Regions from separate parts of the Homo sapiens genome. Here all the other regions are linked to region 2. The links are chromatin contacts, found by Hi-C or POLR2A ChIA-PET in ENCODE. All regions are on one chromosome and are shown on one strand. Each heading gives the region's core, a stretch centred on a gene start or an enhancer-like site at or near the end of the contact. The rest is flanking DNA. Distances are from core to core; before and after follow the strand shown. Region 1 holds the start of CYP46A1 (cytochrome P450 family 46 subfamily A member 1). Region 2 holds the start of WDR20 (WD repeat domain 20). Region 3 holds the start of CCDC85C (coiled-coil domain containing 85C).

What was found. Hi-C counts contacts between places; a loop is a spot of excess contacts on that map. ChIA-PET counts read pairs that join two places held with the same protein, here RNA polymerase II (POLR2A). Pooled maps may share reads with other maps.
Region 1: a loop to region 2 is called in a map of CD8-positive, alpha-beta T cell, with 16 times the contacts of the local background. The contact joins the promoter of CYP46A1 here to the promoter of WDR20 in region 2. A Hi-C loop is called at or near these places in 2 of 168 maps with a recorded cell type or tissue (CD8-positive, alpha-beta T cell and naive thymus-derived CD4-positive, alpha-beta T cell), 2 of 37 single-sample maps with no recorded cell type and 8 of 50 pooled maps.
Region 3: a map of CD8-positive, alpha-beta T cell shows a loop between it and region 2 (8-fold over the local background). The contact joins the promoter of CCDC85C here to the promoter of WDR20 in region 2. A Hi-C loop is called at or near these places in 1 of 168 maps with a recorded cell type or tissue (CD8-positive, alpha-beta T cell) and 4 of 50 pooled maps. POLR2A ChIA-PET finds 5 or more read pairs at or near these places in 1 of 52 experiments (GM12878).

Annotation. Positions count from the first base shown.
Region 1 is chr14:99,682,972-99,685,671 of GRCh38, reverse strand. CYP46A1 (cytochrome P450 family 46 subfamily A member 1) reads right to left here and starts at 1,374. Exons shown (of 15, transcript NM_006668.2): 1 at 1,136-1,374. The coding sequence starts at 1,254. RefSeq lists a silencer at 990-1,569.
Region 2 is chr14:102,138,341-102,141,377 of GRCh38, reverse strand. WDR20 (WD repeat domain 20) reads right to left here and starts at 1,481. Exons shown (of 3, transcript NM_144574.4): 1 at 1,206-1,481. The coding sequence starts at 1,454. It also overlaps a transcript of HSP90AA1 not described here. RefSeq lists enhancers at 1,226-1,385, 1,396-1,445 and a silencer at 2,046-2,241.
Region 3 is chr14:99,602,675-99,605,456 of GRCh38, reverse strand. CCDC85C (coiled-coil domain containing 85C) reads left to right here and starts at 1,250. Exons shown (of 6, transcript NM_001144995.2): 1 at 1,250-2,290. The coding sequence starts at 1,498. It also overlaps a transcript of HHIPL1 not described here. RefSeq lists silencers at 46-195, 376-445, 506-645, 786-1,315 and enhancers at 1,576-1,695, 2,402-2,782.

The DNA of each region.
Region 1 (2,700 bases), core at 125-2,624, 2.5 Mb after region 2:
ATATTCATGTCCTGAGATTTTAAAAAGTGTGTCTAATACAATTGTTTATTCATTCATTCAACAAATATTTATTGAGATCTGCAACACGCCAGGCACTGGGGATACACAAGCGAACACAGAGTGTCCCTGTCCTCCCGGGGCTCACATTCTAGAGGGGGAGACAGTCAACAGGTGAACAGACAGTCAACAGGTGGAAAGAAGGTAACCTCAGAGGTGATGGCCCCTGAGAAGTCTGGGGCTGGGTGGTCTTTACACAAGGTGCTGGGCAAGGCCTGTTTGAGACAAGCAGAGGAAGAAGCCCGCCAGGCCCAGGCTTGAGAAAAGGACCCGGGGGGAGGGAAGCTGCGGGGGGGGCGGGGGGAGGGGGAGGCTGGGAGAAGAAAGGCTGGGGGCAGTAGTGAGAAAGCAAGAGGAAAGAGCAAGCTGCAGAGTGGGTTCTGAGTGCTCGGCAGGGGCCTCGCGGGCCATGCAGCCGACTTAATTTAGAACTGCATTTAGTTGTCAAGTGATGGGAAGCCCTTGGAGCAGGGAAATGACACATTTAATTTAAGCTTCACAAAGCTAAGCTGGGGGTGGGGGGGGGTTGGCAAGTTGAGGGGGGTGTAAGTTGCGTGGGGGTGGGGACCAAGAATGCAATTGTAAGTACTAAGGAGAAGACAAATGGGGTGTCCCAGAACAGAAATACAAGCAAAAGGAAACATGACTGAAGTACAGCGTGCTCCAATCCAGGCTGACCCTGTCCAAGTCCCAAAGTTAACAGCGCCCACTTTGGAGGCAGGCTGACCTGGGCTTAAATCTAGGCTTACCAACCGTGTGACCTTGGGCAGGTGACTTCGCCTCTGAGCGCCTCAGTCTCCTCGTCTGAACGATGGGTTAACAATAGCGCCTACCTGAAAGGGCTGTGGCTGCCATCACGTTTGTGGGGCCCAGCTGTGCGCGGTGGGCGCCCAGCAGCTGCTGCGGCTGTGAGTAATTTGTTACTAAGAATAGTTAGCGCCCCTCTCGGGGCCGCCGACTCCCAGCGGCCGCGCGCACTAGGCGAGGCCGGACCCCCGGCCTGGACGCCGGCTTAGACGCTGTCCCCAGGCCCCCAGTCCCAGCACCCCAGCCAGGCCCCGCCCCCAGCCCCGCTCACCTGGGCCGCGGCGGCCCGGGGATGTGCTCGTAGCGGCTGCGAGCGCGGTGCACGAAGGTGCAGCAGAGGCCGAAGGCGAGCAGGACGGCGCTGCCGAGCAGCAGCAGCCCGGGGCTCATGGCTCCGGGGCAGGGCAGGCCAGGCCAGGGTCGGGCCGGGCGCCGAGGGGGCCGGGAGGCCGCGAGCCGACTCAGCTGTCAGCGCCGCGCGCCGCCTCGGCCCCAGGCCAGGCGCGACCCAGCACCCTCCCCGCCCGCTCGGCTCCGCCCCCGCCGACTCCGACCCCTCCCAGGGCGCACAGTCCCCGCCAACCACGTCTCCGCCTCCGGCTCCGGCGCTCCGGGCCCTCCCCCGCCCCGCCCCGCCCCCCAGAGCTCCGCCCCAACCTCCACACCGCCCCAGCCCAGGCCCCACCCCGAGCATGTGGTCTTCACCAATCACAACTCCGCTTCTGGCTCAGCCCCCCAGGCTCCGCCCCCACCTCTTCAGACTCAGGTCCGCCCCAGCAGCAGCTCCGCCCAGAACGCGTTGTCCCTGGCAACGCCGATCCTCAGCGCTCTGGCCCGGCGGCGGCGCGAAGTCCTGCTGGCTGGCTCCGCCCGCTTCGGCGCCTCCAAATAACGGCATCTTTCCGCGCGCGGTCTTAGGCCCCTTCCTTTTTCCCCCAAACCTGCCCGGAAACCCCATCCCAGCCTGCAAAAGTCCGCATAACGCCGACTGTTCCCAAACTTCTCCTTGGAACCCCAGACCCCCAAAGTTGTTCTCCAGTTGCCCCGGGGCGCCTCCTCCGCCCGGACAGTCCACGCCTAGCGCCCGTGGTCCGCCAGCGGGGCCCGCGGGCTGGTGGCAGGATCCTGCGGGACCCAGGGACGCCTGTGTCTGCGACCGAGAGCGCACGGCGTGGCCGGAGGCTGTTCTCCCAGAGACTCGGGGGCCTGCGGACCCTCCTAGACCAGGCGAAGCCCCATCTGAGGCGCTGGCTCAGGCCCGAAGGAGTTGGAGTTGGAGGGATGAAAATCTGGGTCCGCCCTCCAGGGAAAGCGGGAAATGTGCCGGGGAGGCGGGGGTAGCGGAGGAGAAGGTATTTTCGAAATAATGACCAGGGCTTCCCCCTCTGTCGTAACCCGCGTCTCCTTGCCCATCCCGTATGAAGATGAGGCCAATTCTGGGCGTTTTAGTTCCCAATTCCTATCCCGAGGGACCACCCAGCGTGAAAGTCGTGGCAGGGGAAGGCCAGGTGTGCCCACTCCTAGCCCAGGTAAAGGTCCCCCGGGCTGGAGGTAGAGGCCCAGGGAGTGTAGATGCTGCTGGGTTTCTGAGAAGAGGCAATGCCCCTGCCCCACGCTTGAGCCAGTCCTGGAGAGGTTGGGGGTTGGAAAACGAAGGGGACCTTGGTACCGCCTTCCCAGGTATAGTTAGGGACATGGGACATGGCTGTTAGGGGTGTGGGCTGAGGGGCGACGGAGACGGCCAAGTCTTAAGAGCCGTGCCCAGCACGGAGGAGGCGGGACTTCTGCCCTCGGGGCCACCGCAGCCTGGACAGGTGGGCAGCAGAGCATCCATCC
Region 2 (3,037 bases), core at 232-2,731:
TTTGCTACATTTAGATACCACTGTCATTTCCCTAGCTCTTGTAACAAGCGAAAATCCTGTACTGGATCTGGCTATATTAAATCCTGAAGAATGTTCACTCTTCAATATGAACAATTTATTTTCATGCTAACATGCATTTACGACTTAATCTTTTATCACCTTGTCCTATTTGGAGGTGCTGTGGGATGCATTAATTTCCTCACTCTTCCATGACATCAAGTCAAAGACTACAATCTCAAAAATAAGCAATTCTCAGTGAAAACATAGTTACATAGCCAATGAAAGAAAAACTCTAATAAATGGCTGCTTTTAAAGAGATACTTTTAAAGGATGCTTACATGTTTCACAGAATTACCGGTAACTCGCCCGCCAAGAAGGATGGTCCCTTTAAAGCAGCTTTTAAAGCATATCACTCCCTGTTTGGGACACAGTCTGACTTGTTGGACAAGATTAATCTGGGCACTCTCACACAACCCCTCTGAACCAGCTTAGTTCACTGGAAACATCATTTCAACTGTAGTACTCAGCCCTTCGCATACTACAAGGGACAAGATGACTCTCCTTAACAATCTTTCAGAAGGTCCCCACGGCGGAGACAGTGACAGCCGTCCTCCCGCGGATGTTTTTGGAAATAGAAATGTTAACACCAGGAGAGGCTCCTAGGAAGTGTCAGTGCGGCAGCAGGTGGAGTAGCCCTGCGTGCCGAGCAGGTTCTTTCTGACCTAGTCTCAATGCTCCGCTTCCCGGCCCCGGTTCCGCCTTACAGAGATCTTGTTAAGCCGTCTTGCGTCCCTGTTCTCTAACCCAGGGCGAGACTTCCAACCCTCCAGGGAGGCGAGGCAATCGAAGCAGACAAGACGGCCACCTCACCTCTTCCGGGGACTCGCAGGCCCGCTCCCTGGCCATGTCAGAGCCTGATGGACCAGGCTGGAGGGGACGCAGCCGGCTCCCCCGGGAGCCTCCCAGCCAGAACCCCCGCGCCCCACGGTCCCTTTCCACTGCCCCCACCCCTTCGAAACGCCACCGCCACCACCCTCCTTACTCCTGAATCCCCTCTCCTCAGGAGTACCCCAGTGGAGTTACCGGCCCACTCAAAAGTAAGAGCGACGGCCACCCCTCTCGGTCACCCTGGCCCCACTGTCACCGCCCTGCTCCCGGCCTCTGCCTACGCCGCTGGCTGGCTCCGGTGACGCCCGGGTCGGTACCTTGCGGACCCCCTTGTAGATATAGAAGTACAGCTCCCGGCCCACATTGAAGCAGAGGCGGTCGCCGTTGCCAGACTGGTCGTTGAGGTTTACGAAGGAGACGCGGACAGGGTTGGATCCCTGCGAGTTGAAGGGCACCCGGTTGGGCCGGCTGTACTCCGAGTGCGGCAGCAGCTTGTACAGACCTTCCCGGGTGGTGAATTGGGTCTTAATCTCGTTCATCTCCTTCCCTCCTCCCTCCGTCGCCATCTTGGAAAGCAGCGTTCATCCTGCCCTAAGTGCCCGGATCACGCCCACCGCGCAGGCGCTGTTCCTGGTGCTCCCTCTTCCCCCACCCCCTGCCTCTTCCTTCTCGCCCCTCCCACCCGCGGGCCAGCCCTGCGAGGGCGGGCCAAAGGGAAGGGGTGGGCTTGTTTACGGCCCGACTGCGCAGGCGTGCTCACCTGGCGTGCTCCACCCGACTGGGCGTCCGCAGGCTCCTCCCCCGGGTGTGGCCTCCGGGCGGCATGGCTGCTTCCCAGGTGATGCCGGCTTCAGCTAGTGGGGTCTAGTTGACCGTTCCGCAGCCGCCAGGGCCAGCGGAAAGCCGGTCAGGGGGAACCGCGGCGGGGCTGGTGTCATGAGCCTGAGGTGAACTTGAGGGTGCCTCCTCAGCGGTCTCCCGCCCTGCCCTGAGGGGCGCCGGGACCCCAAAGAGCGGAGGAAGAGCGCCACCCCGACGGCCACCGCTTCGGAGCCAGCACGCGGGGTACCCTACGGGGAGCGCGGATGCCCCCGTGTTCGGGCGGGGACGGCTCCACCCCTCCTGGGCCCTCCCTTCGGGACAGGGACTGTCCCGCCCAGAGTGCTGAATACCCGCGCGACCGTCTGGATCCCCGCCCAGGAAGCCCCTCTGAAGCCTCCTCGCCGCCGTTTCTGAGAAGGTACCAAGGGACTCAAGATTTACGCTTCACTATGTTTTATTTCAGGCGGGGTAGGGGGAGAGAAGAATGTGGTACAGCATAGGTGTTCTCAAGCCAGATATCCTAATTCCTGCGTGTGATGAGCACTGGCGGCCTCCGCTTCTTAGCGGAGGTTTGTCCTCTCCAGCTGTTCAGAAACACGGGGCGGGGAAGCGCTTTGGGAACCGGGGACTGAATCTTTTTAGGATTCACTGATCTTGCTCAGTAGGTTACGAAGAGCTCTTAATAAAATTTAAGGTAATTGTTTTTTTTTCCAGAAGCCTCAGGTGGAGTCTGTGAGATTATTTACTAGTAGATCCATAGGGATAGTTGTATGCATGTAATGTACAGGGTCTAGATTTATAAGGACGGGCACACGTGTCAAAGTAAGATTCAACAATCACTATTTTATACCTGGGTTTCTTGGCATGTTACACCAGAATAAGAAAGCTTCTAAAGTGACAGAAACATTCTAATAGAATTCCAGGGAGGGGGGAAGCCAACATTTGTAACACCAAGAATGATCTATTCCTGGAAGTTCAGATTATATCTGGAGGGGCACAAAAGAAGTGAATGGAGAGAATTTCTAAAGTAGGAGGAGTGTAAATCATAAACATCTTCCGTATTAAAAAGCAAGTAGATACCAATAGAAACTGTGCCAATGATGTAGTAATACATTTGATAATAACATCTTTAGCCTTTGTAGTGTTGGAAAAAAAAAAGAAAAAAAAGCACTGAAGTACTTCTTAATTAATAGAGCCTGAAAAATACTTAAAATTTTTTCTTAGAATTGTTTTGATGTTATCCGACTTTCCCTAATCTTAAAACACCAGGGTATGTTCTGTCGTTACCATGGCTATATCCCAAACTCCATAACTGTGTTATTTTACA
Region 3 (2,782 bases), core at 1-2,500, 2.5 Mb after region 2:
CGTGGGCCGCTCACTGTCGCGTGCGCGGATTTGATCTCGTTGCAGGTTCCGGGGGAGGGACCCCCCCCCGCCCCGCCCCGCCCCGCCTGCTGGCGGTAGACGCGCCGTAAATGCGCTTTGGGGACCGGAGGATAACGAGACAGACTTACAGGCAGTGGGAAGCCCGGGGGTCCCGCGAGGCCGCCGGTGGGGAGTTCTGTGGCCGGCTCGGCGCCCCCGGACCCCGGCGTTCAGGCCCCAGTGGGAGACCTTCCCACCCTTCCCAGTGGTTTCCACCCCGCGAATTGCAGATTATCTCCCGAATCCCAGGGATTTAGCGGTCGAGTGAGCGGAGGTGGAGCGGGGCTCCGAGCGCCGCTCCGGGCAGGGGGCAGGTTCCCGGAGCTCTCGCCCCATCGGGGCAGAGAGTACTGACCGCGCTGCGGGACGCGGCTGGCAAGGCCCTGGCCCTGCAGGGGCGCGGACGCCAGCGTTTAGCTCAGCCCTGGGCTAGGAGTGGAGACGCAGCCCCGCCGCGTGCTCCGGCAGGGGACCCGGGTGGGGACGGGGGCGGAGGAGCCTGGGGGCAGGGAAGGGGACAAAGAGCCGCCCTGCTGCGGGGAAGAGCGACCCCCATGTCACAGTCCTATTGTTCGCTGTGTCTCCGACTGCCCTGAACTCTGGTGCCCCCGGGAGGGAGAAGGGGCGCCGTCGCCCGGATCGTGGGTATTTGTTTATCTGGGGAGAGGGAAGAGGACCGGGGACGCGGGCCGGGGAGGGGGCTCGACTGCTATTTTCGCGCGTCGCCTTTAAGGGAAGCCCGGCCCTACCTTTCCCACCGTCCCCCTCCCCGCAGCCGTACCTGCATTTTAAAAGCGCCCTGTAGCCCTGGGATTGGCTAAGGCCGCGTCCTCCGGGCGCAGAAACTTGAACCGCCGGGAGCCGGCCGCGGGCGGGGGTCGGAAACCCCGCGGATGGACCGTACCACCGCCGCAGCTTCCCCCGCGCGCGCCCCGCCCCTCCCGCACACCCCCGGAGCGGCCCAATCGCCCGGCCGGGAGGGCGGGACCGCGGCCGGAACGCGCCTCTGAGAGGGCACTGGACGGGCGGGCGCACCGCGCAGGGGGACGGCGGGGGCCGCGCCTCTGCTCCCCAGTCGCCCTCGGGGGCGGGGCCGGGCCTCGGAGACCCGCCCACTCTCCGCCCGGGGTGGGCGGGGCGGCGGGGGCTCCGGGAGCTGGGCCGGGGGCGGGCCTCCGCCTGCTTCTCCAGAACCCTGAGAGCGCCCGGCACCGCGGCCGCCGACGCAGCAGCCGCCTCCGCTCGTCAACCCCGAGGCGCGCGGGCTCCCGGGCGGCCCCGGCGGGCGCGGCGAGAGGACGCGCCAGGCGGCGCGGGGCGGGCCGCACGCGCCCCCGGCCGCCCCCCGCCCGCGCGCGGACCGGCCCAGCGGAGCCCCGGCGCGGGGAAGCGCCGGCCGGGCGAGGGCGAGGGCGATGCCGCGGTGACGGCCCCGCCATGGCTAAGCCCGCGGCGACGGCGGCGGCGGCGTCGGAGGAGCTGAGCCAGGTGCCGGACGAGGAGCTGCTGCGCTGGAGCAAGGAGGAGCTGGCGCGGCGGCTGCGGCGCGCCGAGGGCGAGAAGGTGGGCCTCATGCTGGAGCACGGCGGCCTGATGCGCGACGTGAACCGGCGGCTGCAGCAGCACCTGCTGGAGATCCGCGGCCTCAAGGACGTGAACCAGCGGCTGCAGGACGACAACCAGGAGCTGCGCGAGCTCTGCTGCTTCCTCGACGACGACCGGCAGAAGGGGCGCAAGCTGGCGCGCGAGTGGCAGCGCTTCGGGCGCCACGCGGCCGGCGCCGTGTGGCACGAGGTGGCCCGCTCGCAGCAGAAGCTGCGCGAGCTCGAGGCGCGCCAGGAGGCCCTGCTGCGCGAGAACCTGGAGCTCAAGGAGCTGGTGCTGCTGCTGGACGAGGAGCGCGCGGCACTGGCGGCGACGGGGGCCGCAAGCGGTGGCGGCGGCGGCGGGGGCGGCGCCGGCTCCCGCAGCTCCATCGACAGCCAGGCCAGCCTGAGCGGGCCGCTGTCGGGTGGCGCGCCCGGCGCGGGGGCCCGCGACGTGGGCGACGGCAGCAGTACGTCCAGCGCGGGCAGCGGCGGCAGCCCCGACCACCACCACCACGTCCCACCCCCGCTGCTGCCCCCCGGGCCGCACAAGGCCCCCGACGGCAAGGCAGGAGCCACACGTCGGTCCCTGGACGACTTGTCGGCGCCGCCGCACCACCGCAGCATCCCCAACGGCCTGCACGGTAAGGACTACACGGGCCGGGCAGCGCGGGTCTCCCTGGCTGCAGCCCTTTTCCCAGGCTGCGGCGAGAGGAGGTGGTCCCTGGCTGTCCCACTCATGCGGCCGCCACTCCAGACTCCTCCAGCTGTCATGGATCCTGGGCCAGGGGATCCCGCACTCACCCAAAGTGGGGCTTTGGGCGGTGGTGGGCCGGTTCAGTGGTGGAGCGTCTTTTTGTCCAGCTCAGAACCTGCTGCCGGTCCGGTCCCAGAAAAGTTTCTAGCGGGTGTAGTTGCCAAAATTAGGGTCTGTCACTGCTGGGCTGGCGGTGGGCGCCTCATCCCAGCCTTGGAAATCCTTGCCTAGTAGCGGGAAGTTCTAAACAGCAAAGGATACAAGGCCCCTTGAGCGCAAGTGAATTTCCCCTCTTGCAGCAACAGGTGTCCTCCAAACCAAGCAGCGTCCACGTGTGTGCGGTGGCTGGAGTTCTGCAGTGGGGTGTGGGGATTGGGAA